2 separate regions of the Homo sapiens genome follow, and region 2 is linked to region 1. The links are chromatin contacts, found by Hi-C in ENCODE. All regions are on one chromosome and are shown on one strand. The core of a region is the stretch at or near the end of the contact, and the rest is flanking DNA. Distances in the headings are between cores, read along the strand shown.

What was found. A loop is a pair of places that touch in the nucleus more often than their neighbours do. Pooled maps may share reads with other maps.
Region 2: a loop to region 1 is called in a map of naive thymus-derived CD4-positive, alpha-beta T cell, with 3 times the contacts of the local background. The contact joins the promoter of MACIR here to the promoter of SLCO4C1 in region 1. A Hi-C loop is called at or near these places in 1 of 168 maps with a recorded cell type or tissue (naive thymus-derived CD4-positive, alpha-beta T cell), 9 of 37 single-sample maps with no recorded cell type and 11 of 50 pooled maps.

The regions. Positions count from the first base shown.
Region 1 is chr5:102,294,616-102,297,956 of GRCh38, forward strand. SLCO4C1 (solute carrier organic anion transporter family member 4C1) reads right to left here and starts at 1,669. Exons shown (of 13, transcript NM_180991.5): 1 at 1,293-1,669. The coding sequence starts at 1,647. RefSeq lists an enhancer at 1,435-1,634.
Region 2 is chr5:103,257,390-103,260,565 of GRCh38, forward strand. It overlaps MACIR (macrophage immunometabolism regulator), which reads left to right and starts at 1,374. Exons shown (of 3, transcript NM_033211.4): 1 at 1,374-1,507. RefSeq lists silencers at 1,035-1,544, 1,755-2,134.

The DNA of each region.
Region 1 (3,341 bases), core at 419-2,918:
ATTACCAATTTTGTAAAACTATGATCAAGACATTAATGGAGGGGAACTTTGGTAGGGACAAGAAAAGTGGACAGGGAAATAATTCTTCAACACAAATCTACCTTCAGTAGAAGAGCTGCAGCGGACTTGCAATCAATAAATGGTTACTTAGCATCTAATGCGCAAAGCAAGGGGCCCTGGGTTCCTTGAAGAGGAAGAATAAGAACAAAAAGTATACTTAGGCTTTGACTTAGTTTTCTATTAACTTAAAAAATGAGCTGTTTCCAACCCTCTAAAATCTATATTTCTAAGGTTGTATTTCTTCCAATTAATCCTTGACTGATTATACAGAAAATATTCTCGGACTATGACTCAAGTGACCAAAAAATATCTACATTCCAATTCAGCTAAGCTTCGGCATGTCCTTCTTGACTCCTCTCCACCTCTTCTCCACCCTTCCTCAAAGTCAACTCAGGTTAACTTCCTATTTTCCTTCAACCTCTGTATTGAACACACCAGAAGCAGCTTTAACCTTCCCTGTGCCTTCTTTCAAGGGAGCTGTTCTCCCTCCAGGATATCACTCCTCCAAACTGAGCTTAGATTGCAAGCCCCTGAGGGTATAAATCTGAACTGAATCTGTAACTCCCAAGAGAACCTAAAAGAGATCCTAGAACAAAACAGATGCTGGATAACTAATGTAACACAATGAAGATTAAGGCTCAACAACGTCGGGAGCCTTTGCTAATTTACTCACTGGGCTCCTCTGGTGACCACATACTCTCAAACTAAATACACTCACAAAACATGAATGTCTGTATCTAATTTATACGATAGATTTTTCATAGCTTTCTTCCTTGTAAGGCATCCCACTCCCACCTGCAAACGTATTACTCCTTCCCCTGAGGCAATGAAACAAATGTAAAAGTAAAATACCTTTAAAGAGTGCCTAGGTAAATTTTTGTCTTTATAATGTAAAATAAACTCCCCAGGGTATACCTTTCCCAAAGGAAGGTTCTTGTAATCTTCCCTGTAAGTCTTGAATCCGCTAAACTGAGGTAAAACACAAAAGAGAAAAAGGCTTGTATTGCAAGTTTGAACTGTAGTGATAAAGGAGAAGCTGAACTTTGGAAGGCTGGCTGGGGGCCGGTAGGTTGACCTTGGTGAGAGCGCAAGCAAGTTCCAAACCCGGGGCCACCTTGCAGGGCGCGTCCACCGTCCCACGGACCCCGCGCACCTGCCCTCTCCCCCGGCTGGCTCGCCGTGCCCACCTCGCTCTCCACTGGCCCGAGCCTCAAGCGGGCGCTGGACTTTACCTTGCGTGACGGCCAAGAGGCAGTAGTGAAGCAGAAAGCCTCCAGGTGTGTTGCAGCGCTGGAGACATTGAGGATGGAAGTTCCTCCAGCCGTAAGACCCCTCCTCAAACTCGGACAGCGACAGTGACCGGAGCTTCTCTTCGGAGACATTGGGAGGGGCTGAAGGCAGAGATGGCTCTGGTGACTTCTGGGGCTCCTGGGGCTTCTGAAGCTCCTGTGGCTGAGAATTCTCTCTTTGGGGGTCAGAGGACAAGGCAGAGACTTCGATTTGGGAGGGCGACGCAGACAAGCGGCGCAGGATGTCTGGGCTGGAGGGGACAAAAGCCAAGTTCTCAATACCTTTGGCGCTCTTCATGTCTGGATGGGTTCTCCCGACTCCGGTGCTTCAGAGCAGCAGAGCCAGGTCCCTCTCTGGCTCCTCCCACAGGCAGGTGACAGCGCCCCCGTGCGGGAAGCTTCCCGCCTCCTGGCCCTCCAGCCTCCAGCGCACTCTCCGCCACCGCCTGAACCTTCCTACTCCAGCTCGCAGCTGTCTGGAGCGCAGAGCGCTGAGCGGGGGCGTTAGCGCCCCAGCCTGTGGCTTTGGCGCTCAGCTGTGCCTCACCCGTCGCCTCAAGGACCAACCGGAAGGCGCGGCGTGGGCGTGCCACCCGGCGGCGGCCGAGTAGAGGGGGCGAGAGTTCTCACCCCACAGCCTTCGACCGGAGTCCGCCTCCGCCCAAGCCCCTGCGGTTCTGACCTGAGCCTTCAGCCCGCAGCGCGCCTCCCTTGAGCCCAAGCACTGGGAACACACAGAGACTGTGGGAGTCTCTGGCCATAAGCTCCCCTTGGGTGCTGACATGAAACCTGTAAACAGTTGCATCAGGAGATTGTTCAGGAAACTATCTTGCGTTTTCTTCCTTTGCTGCTTACCAAAGCAGTCTAGGCTTGGACTCCAAGAATCAAGACGTCAGAGGTATACTTTGGTTCATGAGCATCTTGATAAGACTCTTGCCTGTCATCCTGTTACTGGTAGAAGGTGTCCAGGTTCTTGGCATCTTGAAGAAAGAATTGAAGAAAACGCACAAACAAAGCAAGGAAGGAATGAAGGGGTTTATTGAAAATGAAAGTACACTCCACAGTGTGGGAACGGGCGAGCATAGGGGCTCAAAGGCCCGGTTACAGAATTTTGGGGAGTTTAAATACCCCCTAGAGGATTCCATTGGTTACTTTGGGTATGCCCTATGTAAAGGGAGAAGATGAAGTAAAGTTACAAAGTCATTTATGGCCTACGCCCTATGGAGAGGATATTTCCTGTTACAGCTGAAGTGTGAATAGGCCTTATGTTTCCTGCCTCCAGACCCTATTTTCCTGCCTCAGTCCTCCTTAGAAAAAGAAATCCACCCCACCCCACCCCCATCACCACCAGGATGAACATCACAGCATAACCACTGCTTTGCTTTTCCTTCTCCGAAACTGAAGGACCAGAAATTGTCTCTCTGCTGTATATTGCATATGTAAGATATACAGTGATGACAATCATGTAAATAATTTCTACCGGGCCAGGCGCGGTGGCTCACGCCTGTAATCCTAGCACTTTGGGAGGCTGAGGCGGGTGGATTACCTGAGGTCAGGAGTTCAAGATTAGCCTGGCCAACATGGTGAAACACTGTCTTTACTAAAAATACAAAAATTAGCCAGGTGTGGTGGTGCAGGCCTGTAATCCCAGCTACTTGGGAGGCTGAGGCAGGAGAATCATTTGAACTCGGAAGGTGGAGGGTACAGTGAACCGAGATTGTGCCACTTCAATCCAGTCTGGGTGAAAGAGTGAAACTCTGTCTCTTAATAATAATAATAATAATAATAATACATGTCTAACTGTGGAATAAATAAGAAAAACACTTCGAAGAGCTTAACACCATTGTGTCATGGTAGGTACAATTTAGTCATTCATTCTTTCACTTAACACAGACACAAAAAATTCTTGTGTCCTAGGTGCCAAACATTGTTCTAAGTTCTGGGGGTACACAAGTGAACAAAGACTGGCAAATACCCCTACCCTTATGGTGC
Region 2 (3,176 bases), core at 124-2,623, 960 kb after region 1:
TGTTTTGGAGGTGGTTTTATGAGAATGATCATCAGGACAATACACTATTGTGTCAAACAGATTATAATCGGAAATAATTCTCGGTGTATTCTCCTAATGTACTGATGCAAAAAAAGTTTCTTCATTTATTTATTCATATTATGTTGTGCTAGCTTCTATATTTTTGAAATTACATGCAAATCTATGTCGGGAAAAAAAGTAACTGATGTTTTGTAAAATTGTTTAGGGAACATTCCTTAAAACTTATTCTTCCCTCTACCTTCCTTTACTTATTTTAGGGCACATAAGCAGTAGCATAAAATGGCTTATAGCTGAGCGGCCTCCGGGAGTGGTTCTGTTGGACTAGAGGTGTTTATATATTTTTTGCCTTTATATTATCAGGAACATATGTAGATTCTGGAACAAGTGTGAATCAAGACTCGTTTAAACTTATATTAATCTACTCCAGATTTATGTCTTTTATGTTAAGATAAAGCATTTTGTCTTTTAAAAAATAAAACTCTCTTGATTGGACACTGGTACCGAAATTTATAACACTTATAAACAATTTTGGGGTTCACCGACTGCGTACACATTCAGCCTTAGCCACTCAGTAGGCATATGACCTAAACTTTCTGCATTTTTAAAATGTGGATCATAATTGGTTACTTCCTCACAGAATGGTTATTGAGAGATGTAAATTTGGATATGCATGCCAGTAAATATTCTTATTGCTGAGCTTAACCAGTTCGGCAGAAATGTACATGAATTGAGAGAAGCAAATCTTCATCAAAGAAAATAATTTATTACAATAATAGACAAGATCAACATTTGTGCAAATTAAAAAATAGTTAATCCAATCAGAATCTGAATTTGAACTCCCCCCCCCGCCCCACCCCGCCACCTTCACTGGGTATTACGAGTTTTCGTAGACTGATCCTATAATTTTTAATTTCATGGCCTTCTAGTTTTCTGTACTTTTGCTTAGTGCTGAGCCCTTTAAGCAGAGACTCACAAGTGACAAATATCAGCACACCACTTAACTGAGGAAGCCGGAGTGTTCCCAGGTCCGCAAGTTGGAGCTCTTTAGTTGGAGTGCTGGGTTTAGACTAGAGAGCGGGTGTTGCGACTCCTCCTCCCCACCACCAGTCAACAACCCCGCCCACCCCCGCCAACTTCTTCTGGCCTCTTAGCGCCTTTCTGCAGCCAGCCGGCCCGCCCTTCCTCCGGGTGTCTGAGAGCTGGGCGCAGGAGGCGGGCTCAGCGCTGACGGGCTGCGCCTCTGCAGCCAGAGGGAGGAGGCGGGAAGGCGGGCGGAGGAGGAGGCGGAGGAGGAGGCGGAGGAGGGGGCGGGGACTAAGCAGGGCGGTAGCTGGCGCCGAGCGCGGTGGGAGAGGAGAGGGTACCCGGCTGGCTCGGCTGGCGGCCTCTGCCTGGATCTCGGCGCCGCAGTCCTGCGCCTCTCCCGCCCCTGTCTCCCGCTCCGCAGCCCCGGGCACGGCGGAGGCAGCGGAGCCCTGGGCCATCGGTAGGTTGCACGGGGACGACGGCTCCGTCTGTAACCTTTTGTGCTGCAGAAAAGGTGGTGGTTATGGGGGGCTTGGGGGAGTGGGTTTGCCCCAGGCTCCGATCCCCAGTGCCAGCCCTAATCGCGGCGCCGCCCCTTCCTCTCCGCCTCGTGTCTGGGCCGGGCGCACGATGCCCGCGGTGCTGGGGAAACCCGGCCGGACCAGCTTCTGCGATGGGCGGCGGGGCGGCCCCAGCGTCCCTTGGCCTTGGTGGACCGGTTCCCAGGCACCCGAAGGGGACTGGGGTCTGGTAAACTGGGTGGGGCCCGCGCGGGGTGCGGGGAGCTTGCGGTTCCCTGGCACAGGGGTGGGGCCGCAGACGCCGTGAGTGTGCAGCGCGTGTGAGTGTGCGGGGGCGTGCGCCCCCGTGTGCGCGCGTCGTGCGCTCGCTGGGGAGGTGCGGGGACTCGGCGACCCGGAGCGCCTCTCCCGCGGTGCCGCGGTGCGGAAGTCGGGGCGCGTTGGCGCGCACGCTCGCTCGCTCCCTCCCTTGGCCGCTGTTCCCGCACCGCGGGGCAGCGGGCCTGGAGGCCCCTTTGAGAAGTAGCTTTCCCCGGCCGGCGGCACCTTTGGCTGCGTGCCCGGCCGCGCTCAGGGTGCGACTGCCCGGGTCAGATAGCACCTCAGGGCGAGCCCCGGCGGTCTGATCTCGCCGACCCTCCTCGTCCTGGTTGCAACCCGCGTGCGAGGCCGCCCGCGCCCTCCGAGTGTCTGCCGGTGCAGTGGGGGTGGACTGGCCGGCTGTGGCCGTGTGTGCGCGTGTGGATTGGGGCCCGGTCCGAGCCAGAAGCTTAAGCGGCAGATGTCGGGCATTGCCACCCTCGCCCCACCTGTCGCGGGTGGACTTTGGGGCAGGTGGGAAGCGGAGGAGAGGGGTTTCGAGGCGGGTGGCAGTCAGACCTCCAGCAACGCGGCCCCATTGTGAAGCTGCCAAACTCTCTCTAGTGGTGGAATCTGCAGGTCTCCGCCAGAAAGGAGATGGGAACGCGAAGGGAATGATGGCCCCGTCCTTTTCCCCTTGCTAGTGTTCCACACGCTTAGGGACTCCCTGCCTCTCCTTCCACCTCAGTTTTCAACCCAGTGGGTTACTGATTTGGGTGGAACCAAGATTTCCGTGTGTGTGTGTGTGTGTGTGTGTGTTTGTGTGTGTGTGGTGCACAGGTAAAGCTGGAGCTGGGAACTTTTTATTTGAGCAGGAAGAATGGAGGCATTTTACAGTGTGCTTGCCGCTCCTAGCTGAAAGAACAATTCTTGCATATTTCTGATGTTACTAGACTCATTTTCCTTTTTTTTTTTTTTCCGAAGAGCCAACCTACAATTTAGGGTTGTTAGTTGTTTTATTTTCTCAAATCCTGTAATGCTGGATTGACACTATAGAGGTAGAAATGACCCTTTTGCAAAGTTTATTTTCCCAGTCATTTCAAAATATAGTATTGGTTATTACGGCAGAAGCTTTTGGCCGCGATTTATGATTACACTATTAAGTTTAATGAATGTGTCACAGAATCCTCAGTGTTTTAATTATGTAACTGTGAATGCATTATAAACTGAAAAGTAAAATGAACAGGATGGAATATAAGAGTTAATGAATACAGAGACCTGTTAATTTGATAATAATTGATGTATAGA